2 separate regions of the Homo sapiens genome follow, and region 1 is linked to region 2. A link is a loop called in an ENCODE intact Hi-C map of the cell type or tissue named here. Cell type or tissue: ovary. All regions are shown on one strand. Links, peaks and the distances in the headings refer to the core of each region. The heading gives the core; the rest is flanking DNA.

Evidence for each region. Hi-C counts contacts between places; a loop is a spot of excess contacts. Peaks named below come from ENCODE experiments on the same cell type or tissue, not always from the same donor. Only the 100,000 strongest peaks of a DNase experiment are listed, where the experiment ranks them.
Region 1: a loop joins it to region 2, with 7 times the contacts of the local background. A loop is called at or near these places in 1 of 110 quality-filtered maps.

Annotation. Positions count from the first base shown.
Region 1 is chr13:111,617,207-111,624,212 of GRCh38, reverse strand. LOC107983958 reads right to left here and starts at 964. Exons shown (of 4, transcript XM_017020886.1): 1 at 880-964; 2 at 1-356. The coding sequence starts at 964. All of the region lies in intron 1 of LINC02337 (long intergenic non-protein coding RNA 2337), which reads right to left. RefSeq lists enhancers at 1,569-2,093, 2,094-2,619. In ovary, for the core only: no CTCF peak of the experiment used is centred there; no DNase peak of the experiment used is centred there.
Region 2 is chr13:111,563,695-111,570,700 of GRCh38, reverse strand. No RefSeq gene overlaps it. Among named protein-coding and RNA genes, the nearest start is that of LINC02337, 29 kb to the left of the region's middle. In ovary, for the core only: no CTCF peak of the experiment used is centred there; a DNase peak (open chromatin) is centred at 3,920.

The DNA.
Region 1 (7,006 bases), core at 881-5,880, 54 kb before region 2:
AGGATGAACTAAGGCGTTTCCAAAGCAGCACAAACACAGAGACTTCTTAGTATAACAGAGTCCACCTGACTTCAACCAGGAAAGGGATTGCAACAGTGTTTGGGGATAACAGCGCACTCGGATCCGGACCCCGTGGACTGGATTTGAGGATAACAGCGCACTCGGATCTGGACCCTGTGGACTGGATTTGAGGATAACAGTGCACTTGGATCCGGACCCCGTGGACTGGTGTCCCTGAGAACGTTTACTAAAATTCCTCACAGGGGAAAGCTGGAGTGGCCTCCTGTCCTTGCACACGGAGAGAAATGGTGGTAGGGAGAAGCAGCAGTGCAGGGCACGGATTGGATCAGGACATACTCAGTGGACACCTGCTATGGGTCAAGTCAAGGATCACCCCCGCCTCCATCGGACTACACAACCCGTGACAGCCTCGCTCCCATTCATATTTCCTGGGCTTCTTAGGAGAAGCTCGTGAAGGGGGTGGACGTTATCACCCCTCTACTAAAAACAGGGAAACTGGGAATGAGAAAGATGATCCCGGGCCACATGGCTGTAAAGTGTCAGAGCCAGAACAGACCCTGGCTCTGCCTAGGGTGGGCCGGTGCTCCTGCTGCTGCTGCTCAGAGGCAAGCCTTGGGGTCGTGCTGATATAAAATATCTCCCTGCTGCCCTTGGAGCTGGCCACAGGGCAGAGCCAGTATAGGGTGCGAGAGTCACAGGCTCTCAGGGTTGCTGACTCATTCCTCCAACAAATGTAACAGGAGTCGTTTCAAATACCGCAGGGGAATGCGCTAGCGTGGCGCCTTCTAACGTGCGCTCAACAGTCAGAGCTGTTCAGGGCAACGTTCCCTGCTGGAAAGCGTTGCTGGGCGGTTGTACCTTGACTCAGCTGTGCCGGTGGCTGGGGGCAGCAGAGGTGGCACTGCGGAGGCGAGGCGGCTTCTGCGGGCAGGAACAAACTCATCGTAACTTAGGGAACACGGAGTCTCTGCAACCGTTTTCTGAGCATTGTTTTAAATCAATGGCTTAATTAGACCCCAGTGGCGTTTTCTTCTCCATGAATCGAAATGGCCTTGGCGTTAATACACATCAACATGTTTTCTCAATGATGCCCAAAAAGTCAAGACAGCAACAAATGTTTCGCAGGGAAGAAAAGGAACTTGTGTGGCTCCCGAGGCCCTGCGAGCTCAGCTGTAGTGCAGGGCCAGGAACTGCGTTGGTTTCCTTTTTTTTTTTTTTTTTTTTTTTTTTGAGACGGTGTCTCGCTCTGTCGCCCAGGCTGGAGTGCAGTGGCGCAATCTCGGTTCACTGCAAGCTCCACCTCCCGGGTTCATGCCATTCTCCTGCCTCAGCCTCCCGAGTAGCTGGGACTACAGGCGCCCGCCACCGCGCCTGGCTAATTTTCTGTATTTTTAGTAGAGACGGGGTTTCACCGTGTTAGCCAGGATGGTCTCGATCTCCTGACCTCGTGATCCGCCCATCTCGGCCTCCCAAAGTGCTGGGATTACAGGCTTGAGCCACCGCGCCCGGCCTGTGTTGGTTTCTTGTAAGACACGTTGCATGATGTGTGAATTTAAGGAGGATGGAGGTCAAGTGTTTAAAATTTCAGTCCCAGGTGGAAGCAAGCAAAACATGCCAGGAATTCAGCAGCTTGGCTGTGGCCTGAGAACAGGTGAAGGCTGGGCTGCAGAACCGGGAGAACCTGGGAGGCACAGCGGCCTCCTCTCGCCGGTGCTCCTCACTGAGCCAAACTGGTGCGAGGCCCACACTGGTGAGGGGTGGATGGCAGCGCCCGGGCAGCACCCAGGAGGCCGGGCCCCAAGGGACCGTTTCTGTCTGATTGACAGGGACCTTCTGGGCAGCAGCACCTGATGCCTGGGCTACCGAGTGGGGATCGAGGCCCATGTGGCTTGGGGCAGAGGCTCCCAGTCCGCATTCGCCCCGCAGGTCCCAGGGGCTGGGACCACCTCAGGAGCCATATGAGACATGCCAGGGGCTTCTGCCTGAGCTTCCAGCAAGGGCCATGGCCGCGAATGAGGAAGAATGGAAGGCGCCCTGGCCGGGAGGGAGGCCACCTTGGGAGCCCCCAGAGCCGCCTGCATATGCGGGCTGGGTGCTGTCCCCTGTGCGGCCCCAAGACCCAGTTTCCTGATGGATGAGGCGCCGGACCTCAGAGGGCAACGTGGACAGTCGGATGCGGCCTAGGGACGAGGGGGACACGTGGGGCTGATGGAGACATGGGCAGAGGGCACCAGAGGGAGAGCTGGGACTGTGTGCTCCACACACCACAGAGAGATGCACACACACCACACGCACACCACGGACACACACACACCACAGACATACACCACACACACCACATAGACGCGCACACACCACACACACACCACACAGACACACACCCCACACACACACACACCACGAATAAACACACACCACACACACACCACGGACACACACACCACACACCATACATACACCACACACACACCACACAGATACACGCACCACACACACACACCACAGACACCAAAGACACACCACACATACCAGACACACACACACCACACACACAACAGACACACCACACACACACAGACACACACACCACACCAATACACACACCACAGACACACACCACACACACACGCCCGCCCACACCCCATGTACATATACCACACACACACACCACAGAGACACACACCACACAGACACACACACACCACACATACCACAGACACCTACCACACACACAAGCCCCACACACACGCCCCACACCCCACATACATATACCATACAGACACACACCACACAGACACTCACCACACAGACACACACACTACAGGCACCCACCACACACACCACACACACACCACAGACACACACCCCCACACCACAGACACACGCACCACACGCATACCACACACACACCACACACACAGACACCCACATACTACAGACACCCACCACACACACCAGACATACCACACAAACCACAGACACACACCATACACATCACAAACCATATGCACACACGCACACCACACACACACAACACACACTACACACACCAGACACAAAAACACACCACAGATACACATACCACAGACACACGCACACACCACACACCAGACACACACCACACACACCACAGACACATGCCCACACACATCACACACACATCAGATACACATATCACAGACAGATGCACACACACAGCCTCCCCTAGACACACCTCCAACCTCCCACAAGAGACACATATGCCCCACAAACACGTAAACACACACTCACCATACACCTACAGACACACACACCTCAGACACACACACACATCCTGGTTCCCCACTGGCACGCACAGATGTCCTCTCACACATTCACACAGGTATGGGTGTCCCCATGAGCTCACACTGGGCCAGTGTCAAAGCTCCTCCGTGGGCTGACCTGCAGCCAGGCATTCCCACAGCCCCCCAGGAGAGGGCCCTGCCGCCGGGGCCCTTCACAGCCCCACGGAGGACAGGGATGCAGGCAGAAGCCAGCCTGGCCATTCCAGACGTTGGTCTCACCATGTTCTAACCCACCACATTATTAGACGCCATGACACGTGATATGCCACCTCCACAGACACACACCACATCACTCTGCCACTTCATGGAAGTTAGAGCTCTCGCCTTTCTGAGCCGTCTGCCTCCTCCCGTGATAAGTCAGTTTTCTGTGATCAGAGAGTGTGCACATTCTTGCCTCTATGTGAAATCCCACAGCCAGTGAAAAAACCACCATATCTCCCATTAAGTGTGGGGCTAACATTTCCTTTCTGCTGCATTCAAAATACACCCACGGCTTCCATCATGATGTCCTTTCTGTTTGTTCATCCTGGTGTAAAGAATTGCTTCTCCAGGCCTGGTGCTTGTCAGTACCCATCAGTATCAGTAGTCCATCAGCAGCATCCCCCTGCAGGAGAACCTCCCTTCAGATTGGAATCCTGCAGTTGGTTCAACGTGCACCACGCTAAGCCCACCACCAGCTCCCAGAGGGCTCTCATTTAATATGTCTCTGCAGGGACACCTTGCAACACAGGAGAAAGGGAATAATCATCTAAGATTCAGTGGAAAACTGTACCCTTGGAAATTATCTACTAAAGGAGGTGAAAAGCACTTTTAGAGAGTTTTACTTGACACTTCTCAACAGGAAAGAGCGTCATAGGGAAAGCAACAGGAGCAGGGTTAAAATATGCACTGAAGGCAGCAAAAAGCAGAGTGGACCGGGTAGAAAATGGAATCAATGCTGCTGGGGAGAGACAGAAGACTTTCTCCCAGAGAGCCAAGGGAAGGTCGAAGCAAGTGCAGTTGAAAATGATAACACGGAAAATGAAAATCAAACCGCTAAACATTATCATCAGAATGTTAGTTCTCCAAATTAATCCAATCCAATCCACATCCAAATCCCAAAGGAAATTTTACAGACTTTGACTAGCTAATTTCAAGATTCATCTAGGAAAGAAAATCTACAGGAAAAACCAATAATTAGCAGTGTAAAATATCAAAGAATATTTGATAACTGTAGTGCTCAAAACATTGTGGTGTTGGCTCAGAAACATAAAAATTCAATAAATGGAACAAGAGGAAGAGCCTAGAAGTAGGAAATGCATGTATGCATCTTGGTGTATACGGTAGAGGTGACATTTTTATATCAAGGAAAAATTTGTCAATTCAACAAGTGGTTTTGAACTACTCCTTTCAAAAATATTAAATATTCTACACAAAAATAAATTTCAGATGTGATAAACACAAAATACTATAAAAGTACTAAAAGATATCACAGAACACTTTTTAAAAAATTAACCCTTTGCCCATTTAGAAAAATAAAGTGCAGCTCACTGCTGGCGCTCATTTACTTTTACATAAACACGCTCTTTGAGGCTGAAGCAAATCTGACTGATTTTCAAGGTAAAAGTAAAATATAAAAACTGTTCTTGGAGTTATTTCTAAACAGAGCTAACATCAGAATCGTCTGAATCATCAGAATTGTCAGTTTCGGAAAAATCAGACTCATCAAATGAATCTTCGGCCAACAACTGTTTGAGAATGATGTTCGTATCACATGTGAGAATGCCACGTTTTCTAGGATTTGACATTTTCAGCGATTTTGTAAATGGAAAGTATCGTTACTAAAAACAGAATGCTATAAATAGAATGTCTTTTGTTTCCAAAGTTGATATATTACAGTGATGCAAAAATAACAAAAGCGAGGTATTTCATGACAAAGTTATCTCGGGGTAAACACTGCAGCCGCAAGTGCCACTGCTGCGTCCTCTCCAAGCAAACGGAAAAGGGGTAATCATGAAATGGGGATAAAAAAGGCCTTCTGTGTCTCTAGACAAAAAGGCAGAGCGGGTTGAGGACAAGCAGCCCAGGACACAGCCCCTTGGCCTTTGAGGAAACAGCAGAAGCAGGAAAGCTCCTCTCACCTCTCTCCACCCTGCTCCGCTGAAGCTGGTCCTGAGACCCTCGTGGGAGAGGTGTGCTCCCTATGCCCAGAGGAAAGGAACATTTTTATCTCTAAAGACAAGGACACAGAGAAGATTCAGAACACACAGGCCCTGCTAAGCCTCCCTGTTCCCTGGTTTATTACTGCTAGGCTATCCACCTCATTGTCCAATCATACGTCCCCATTTCTAAAGGTTCCTGTGGCATGTTAAACTGACATTAAATAGATATGTCTGCTCTTCTCCTGTTAATCTGCCTTTTGTTACAGGGGCCTCAGCCATGAACCTAGCAATGGGTAAGGAAAATTAAATTTTTCCTCCCCTACGACTCTCATCAATGTCTATGTAATGATGTCAAAGGCAAAATGAGAGACAAATGGAAGACTAGGAAAAAATAACTTCAACATAACAGAAATAACTTCAAAATAACAGAGAACGGTTCACTCTCGAGACATAAAGATCATGTTATTATATACACTCTATAATCCAGTAGAAAAATGGGAAAAATTTGTAAGTAGAGAATTAAAAGGAAAAGGAAGATTAATATGTCATCAATGTGAACGTCTGTCCAATCTCACTAATAATCCATGAAATACATTATTTTCCCCATAAGTTCAGTAAGACATTTTTCAATGATAACACTCAATGTTTCTGTGCATATGGTGAAGGGCTATGTTCTGTGGGAATGAAGTGAATGGCAAACAGACATTGTGAGGGTCCCACGTATCCATACGTACACACTCTACAACAGTCTCTCTACCTCAGGAATGATGCGGCCTATCAGGGCCTTCCAATAATTACACGTACAAATTAGCAATTAACATTGGTTACCCCTCTAGTCAGAGGTCTCACAATTTCATGGTTTTTTTAATGCTATATATTCATGAAGCACCAGAGGAAAAAAAGCCAAATCTCAAATCAAAATTTTCCTCTTCCAGGAAGACTTTCCTGGTTCACTCTTTGTGCTGTACCTTCTCTCTCCAACTGCTACTCCTGCTGGATTTTCTCCATTTCTATGGCATGAGATGAACCTTGGTTGTTCTTTTTATCTGTGTAAGATTTTTCAGTCCCTTGACCCTTGTCTAGATTCTCTGAGAGCAGGGCTAGTGCTGACTGGCTTGTAATGCTGTGCTGACCACATGCACATTTTGTATATGCCTTGCAGATAAAAACAGAAATGACTTTTATGTATCCTTAGACTTTGATCAGCTTTCAGATAAACTTAGGAGGGCACTTTCTTTCTCTACCAGTTAGATTAAAGACATCACTCTAGGGAGTAAACACGGGAACGCCAAGTGGAAGAATCTTGTGAAGCTGGAAGAAAGAAGGATGTTTAAGTCCTAGAAACCAGACTCCTCCGCTTAGCAGCAGGTGCCCTCCAGCAAATTACACCCCCTGAACCTCACTTTTGTTATCCATAAAATGGAAACAGGACAACCTTTCTCCCTGAGCTAGGACTGGAAAACGTGACAGTCACACAATGCCTGACACAGTACCTGGCCCATAGTATATGCTCAATTAATA
Region 2 (7,006 bases), core at 1,180-6,179:
ATATTGAATAATTCTCTTCCTCGATGATTGAAATATTGCATTTGTCATATGGTAACTATACATTTGGGTCCACTTGGGGATTTTCTTTTATGGCCTTTTGCTATGTCCATCTGCTGTCTTAGTTATTATAGCTTATAGTATGTTTGCATATCTGCTGTTGTAAATATTTAATGGGTTTTTATATGTTTCTTTTTTATTATCAATGTATTACATATAAAATTTAGAATTATTTTATCATGTTCCAAGAAAAGCCCCATTGCTATTTTGATAGGAATTGGCTTACACCTCCTATAAATTGCTTGAGAGAGGTGGGATCTTTACAGTATTGAACTTTCCCCACAGAGGCAGGGCGTGTCCTTCCAACCATTCACATCTTTTTTCTTTCTCCTTACAGTAGAGTTTCATTATTTTCTTTAGTTGGATCCTATGCAGCTCTTGTCACATTAATTTTTAGGTAAACGTTTGCAGCTGTAGCTCTGAGAGGAAGACTTTCCCGATTATGATTTCTAACTACCATTGCTGTATAATAACATGATCCATCTTTGAACATTCATTTTGTGACTAGCCACCTCTACTCTGTGATTATTCTAACAGCTTTTCAGTTGACTCTCTTGGGTTTTCTAGGTAGGCAATCTCAATCTGAAAATAACGATGTTTCCTCCTCTCTTCTCAAATGTTTGCTGCTTTCCTTTTTCTGTCCTGTTTCCTCAGCTGGAACCTCCAGGACAAAACCCCCAGGATCGTGGTGTAGCAGGCTCCCAGGCAAGTTACCCACAGAAAGGGGGCATTTCTAGGATTTCAACCATAAAATGTTGCTGGCTGGGCTTTAAAATGACATAACTTTTCATGTTGATGGATTATTCTTCTATTCCAAGTGTATTAGGAGGCGTTTGTCTTGCCTTGTCAAACATTCCATTTTCTTTACTTGGCTACATTTTATTTATTTTAAAAAATCTGCTCTAGTTTCATGATCTTCCAGAAATGTTCCCTGTCCCAGTCCTGAGCCTCTCTTTTCCCAGCACAGTCTATGCACCCTCCAAAGATTCTGCTCATCACACTGGGCAGCAGCTTGTTTCCAAAGAGGGCTCCAAGGTACATGCCTCCTGCTATGACCCCTCCCACATTGAATCTGGGCTGGACCTGTGAGTCCTGGGAACCAGAGGAACCTGGCAGAATGACACGGGACCAAGTTCAGGCCTCACCACTGAGAGGTCTTGTGCCTTCTCCCACCTTCTTAAGATGCTACTTTCAGAAGTTCTGAACCACCACATACACAGTCGGATCTTCTACTGGAAGGACCACAAAGAGTGACCACTGAGGCTCCCTCATGCCAGCATCCAAGTCCAGCCTGCAGATAAATCCAGCACTAGGCACCTTATGATTGCAGCCACATGAGATACTCTGAGCAAGACCTGCGGAAGAACCGCCCACTGAGCCCAGTCAACCTGCAGAACCCTGAGAGGTTCACCGCACAGCAAGAGATAACCAAAACCTTTTGTAATTTGTAGATTAATTCCTCTGTCCCTTCAAGTAAGCTGAAAAGTCCTTGGGGACCTGAGCCAATTTTGTGTGGGACTAGCACAGGCAATGTGCTGACCAAGGTTTTGCAGGAAATCATGAGAGTGCCAACCCTACAGCAGACACTGTGCTATCTGCCTGTCATGTGACAGAGAAGGCAGAACCTGGGCCCACCTGCATCTCATGGGTGCATGTCGAACACACCTGTGGGAAACTGATGACACAGCTGAGACGGAGATGTAATAGAAGGGGCTCTGAAAACATGGGTGGGGGTTAACTCTCCTTTACGAGTCAGGGAGGATCCTGGAGGAGCTGACATTAGGACTGGAACTTTCGAGGTGGACAGAAGAGGACAGCCTCAGAGACTGTCCCTGTGCCTGCACCAGGAGGAACAGGCAGGCTCTGTCTCAGAAAGGGTGTGGTTCTGGGTCAGGGTAGGGCTGGGGCCGGGGCTGCAGTGGCTGAAAAGACTCCTGGATGATTCTAATTTATCCACAGTGTTGAAAAGCACCCCGTGGAGAAAGGGCCCAGAAACGTTGACTGTGGTCACATATTAAAGGGCCTTTTTGCCAACCTGCGAGTGTTATTTTTCACACTGGCCTCCAGGAACCAGGGGAAAAGTTGAAACAAGCTGGCAACAGGGTTCAATGTATCAAAAGATACTCCAAGGGCAGCGTGGGGGTGACAAAGTCCAGTGTGTTGAAAGATACTGAGGGCAGCATGCGGGTGACAAGGTCCAGTGTGTTGAAAGATACTCTGAGGACAGCATGGGGGGTGACAAGGTCCAATGTGTTGAAAGATACTCCAAGGACAGCGTGGGGGTGACAAGGTCCAGTGTGTTGAAAGATACTCCGAGGGCAGCGTGGGGGGTGACAAGGTCCAGTGTGTATTGAAAGATACACCAAGGACAGTGTGGGGGGTGACAAGGTCCAGTGTGTATTGAAAGATACTCCAAGGACAGCATGGGTGGTGACAAGGTCCAATGTGTTGAAAGATACTCCGAGGACAGCGTGGGGGGTGACAAGGTACAGTGTGTGTTGAAAGATACTCCGAGGACAGTGTGGGGGCGACAAGGTCCAGTGTGTTGAAAGATACTCTGAGGACAGCATGGGGGGTGACAAGGTCCAGTGTGTATTGAAAGATACTCTGAGGACAGCGTGGGGGTGACAAGGTCCAGTGTGTGTTGAAAGATACTCTGAGGGCAGCGTGGCAGTGACAAGGTCCAGTGTGTATTGAAAGATACTCCGAGGGCAGCGTGGGGGCGACAAGGTCCAGTGTGTGTTGAAAGACACTCCGAGGGCAGCGTGGGGGGCAACAGAGCGTCTTGGAGGTATGCCGAAGCGCATTTGGTTGTGACAATGATTCAAGCAGAAGCCAGGGAAGCCCCAAGCCGGAGTTGCTGAACGGAAGAGCAGGGGCAGGTGCGACTCATACATCCAGTGGGGACCCAGGAGGCGTGGTGAGCCTTGTGCGAGGCAGAGAGGGGAGGTGGTGTGTGGGGTCCGCTTTCTGCCCTCTTCCTCCACTAACTTCCTCTCTCTCCTTCCTCTCTCAGTCTTTTCTTCACCATTTTGTTCCTTTCTCTCACCAAGGCTGAGGGAATGGGCCCAGAAAAGTTGAATATGGATAGAACTGAGCCCAAATTTGATAAAAGCAGATGACGGTTCTATGGCACATCTGTGGAGACACCAGAGCTCCTTGTGGAGAGACACAGACACAAACCGAGCTCAGCCCATGTGGAGCTATTTACCTAGGACCATGCTGAAGTATGAGTTCATCTCACAATTTATCTAAGTAAAGCCAAGGCCAGAGCTGACATGAGTCTTCAGACTCATCAGGGATCCAGTGAGCCATCGACAACCACTCCTTCCATCCAAGGCTGTGACGTCTTCCTCCAGGCTACACAGTTTATGCAATTTACCCAATATATAAACCTGGGAATCAGCTGCTGTACTTGGCTCCCAAGATGGTCGTAAGGGTCAAGTGAACTCATGAATGATTTTCCAAATGTGAGGAAATCCTCCACCACCTACAAATAGAGGAGTGATCGCCGGCTGGCCCCGCCCCTGGTTGATGATGGTATGAGACATCTTTCCATTATCAGAGGCACCCAGGAATACTGTGATCTGTGCAAAGGTGTTTGGCTCAGAGAACACACAGTACAGTTGTAGGGGATAGGTTGTGCAGAGACGTAGCCGTCACCCATCGTGGGGAGTTGGCCAGCCCATGGGAGAGAAGTCAGTGAGGACAAGAGGTGAAGCGGGCAGAGGTGAGAAAGGGGACATTTAAACCGGCCTGAAAGCAGCAGTAGCACCAGAATACGGGGAGATGGTAGAGCAGCATTCTATGTGGAGGGAACGCCGGTGCGCCCTGGACACGGACAAGCGACTGCAGCTGCTGAGCGGCCACCCGGTCCTCAGAGGCATCTCCCCCCTCCAACGACAGCCTTTGGGGTCCCAGGGGGAATGCCCACTCCGGAGGACCCAGGGCCCCAGGACTTTGGAGGCCCTGTGTCTGGGGCTTGCATGGTGACCCAGTGGCTCTGTCTCTTTGAACCCATGGGGAGAGTTGTCAGATTCAGAATTTTGAGTAATAAGTGATATTTATCAGAAAGTGATATGAAGCTGGGAAGTGTGTGGAGAAAAGGAAGTTGAACAGTGGCAGATGACCTTTCAGCCATGATCTTCCTGGAACCTGTTGCAGGAGGGTCCCAGGCCCTTTCTGCTCTCCAGGCCCGGATCAGAGAAGAGGTGGTCATGGAATTCTACAATGTCAGAGTGGGGGGCCCATGAACGACCAGCATTGTGAGCTGATGTTAGTAAGCTGTGGGTACAGCCGCTGAAATACTGAAATACTCCCCTGTGCTTTGGTCAATAGCTACAGCTTGATCCCTGGGCACCCTCCATTCCAACAAGCCCTGCAGGAAAGTTGAGCACAGGCCAGCAAGAGGCCTTGTGGACATGCCCTGTGTAATGGCTGCCATTTATTTGGCCTGGTTGGTGTTTGTGTTGTACCAGCTGTTAAATATTTTGAATCTCACCCCTGAAAACAGCCCTATGTTCAAGGGGTCCGAGGGAGCGGCCTACAAAACACTTAAACTTTTAGAGATCCACCATAGGGTCTGCGATGATCAGCATCCAGGGAATTTTCCCGGCCTGGCTGTAAGGAGGTACCTGGACCCTGCTGGTGGGTGTATTGGCAGACATGGGGCTGGAGGAAGAAGCAAAGGACAAACAATTCTAATTGACTTTGAGAATCCACTTTGACGTTTGATCTCACTGAAAGGAATTCAAAGTATTCTTTCTACCTCGTTGCAATGCCTCCTCCAAACCACATACATCCACTACAATCCACAGCAGAGTAAGGGGACCGCAGAGGCACACATGCAGGTGACAGGATCCTTCCCTGTCCTAGGACTCCATCCAACCCTGACCAGGGCATCCTAGGACACACCGGCCTCTTCTCTTCCACACGGGACCCTTGGCCTTCCAGGGAAGACCACTGACAGACATGTTGACGACAGGCGACAGGTGAATATTCTGAATGCTGCTGAGACTCAGTTTCCAGCTTGGGCTGGGAGGGAGTTTGCTGGTGAGGGCTTCTCTGCTGGCAATGAACCAAGTGCTGCCCAGCATCTGCCCCTGTCAGCCACGTTTCCTTTCTGCCCAGCCGGGCGGGCCAGTCGCTTGATTAAAGGTCTGTTGGGGCCAGGCACGGTGGCTCACACCTGTAATCCCAGCACTGTGGGAGGCCGAGGTGGGTGGATCACTTGAGGTCAGGAGTTCGAGACCACTCTGGCCAACATGGTGAAACCTCATCTCTACAAAAAATTACAAAAATTAGCTGGGTGTGGTGGTCCACACCTGTAATCCCAGCGACTTGGGAGGCTGAAGCATGAGAATCGCTTGAATCCAGGAGGCAGAGGTTGCAGTGAGCTGAGGTCGCACCACTGCACTCCAGACTGGGCATCAGAGTAAGACTCCATCTCAAAAAAAAAAAAAATCTGTTGGGGTGACTCACAGCTTTTCCTGTAAACCTTACCAGACGCTGCTGGGGACTTTGAATGCTCTGGGGCCATCCCGCCCCCATTTATGGTGGCCGTTAACCTTTTTGAGAATCTGATAAAGGTTAGATCCTTGCCTCACCAAAATAAAAAGTCTATAAGGACACGGCTATTTTGCATGTAGCTTTTAGGCTGTTTGGAGAATTTCTGGAAATGATGCTTCCCAAGAGCCTCTGCTATTGGAGCATTTGACGTGACTGATGACAAGGTCTCCAGGCCCCAGTGGCAAGGGGCCTGCCTGCCGTTGGGGGCTCTGAGCCACTTTCCCTGTGCCCATTGTCTCCTTGGCCAGACAGTGGCTCCCACCAGGGAAGAGGCTGTCTCTTCTTTCTGACCTGCGTTTGTGCCTAATACAGCGTTACTCTGCCCTGTTCAGCGTGGGACATCGTTGTAATTTGTGACTGCTTTTGCCATAGATAGAAACAACTATGGCAGCAAAGCAAAGCATTCTCACTGAGCGGCACCAAACACAGCTCCGAGCTGACAATGGCTTCTAAAGACTTCCTTTTTGACTTCTTGTCTCAGATTTGATGTCTGCATTGCCCCTAAATGATAAAGCAAATACAATGAGAGACTGCTTGCAGGATACTCTCTTTTCAACAATGTTTCCCCTCTCTTCCTGCCACCCTTTCTGTAAGAATACTGTATATCAGCAACCCTCTGGGGAAAGTAACTTTGAAAAATTGTATAGTGGATGCTAAATGACTTAATGGATAATAAAATGGCTTGTGCTTCTGAGACTGCTATTTAAAGACCAACTTGACATTTTATGTAAAATGAACACTAGTTTTTATATAATCATGGGACCTCGCCCAGCTTTCTGCCAAATTTGCTATTTATGGAGGTTGCACGTCTTCAAAGCAAGTTAGATGCCACTTCTAAAACTCGTTAAGAAGACTCAGGAGGACAAGGGATCTCTTTCGACACCCCAACTCGTAGGTTAAGAAAGAGAAAATTTCAAACCTCAAAAGGTAACAAAACTTTAAGATGAAATTGTAGAAGAGAATCCCTGTGTGTTTTCATGCGTTGCAAAGCGAGGCTGGAACTTTAAGTTGAGGGAACACGTGGGAATTCACCTGCATCCCCCGGCACAGTCCTGGGTGCCAGCCTGAGCTCCACTGTGGACACCTCCCAGACAGGCACCATCATGTCCCCAGCACCACCTCCTACCCAGCTCACGTATCTGTCCTTTTCTTGCTGTGGTCCCCAATTCCAGAAGCCTGACCCTGGTAACCTTGACCACAGGTGAAGTCAGGGTTTCTCAATCTCAGCACTATTGTCATTTACAACCAGATAGTTCTTTATTGTTGGGGGCTGTGGGTGCACATCAGGGTGCTTCGTGACATCCCTGGACTCCACCAACCAGATGCCACTAGCACTTCCAACCTGACAACAATGTCTCCAGGAGTTGTAAATCTCTCTTGA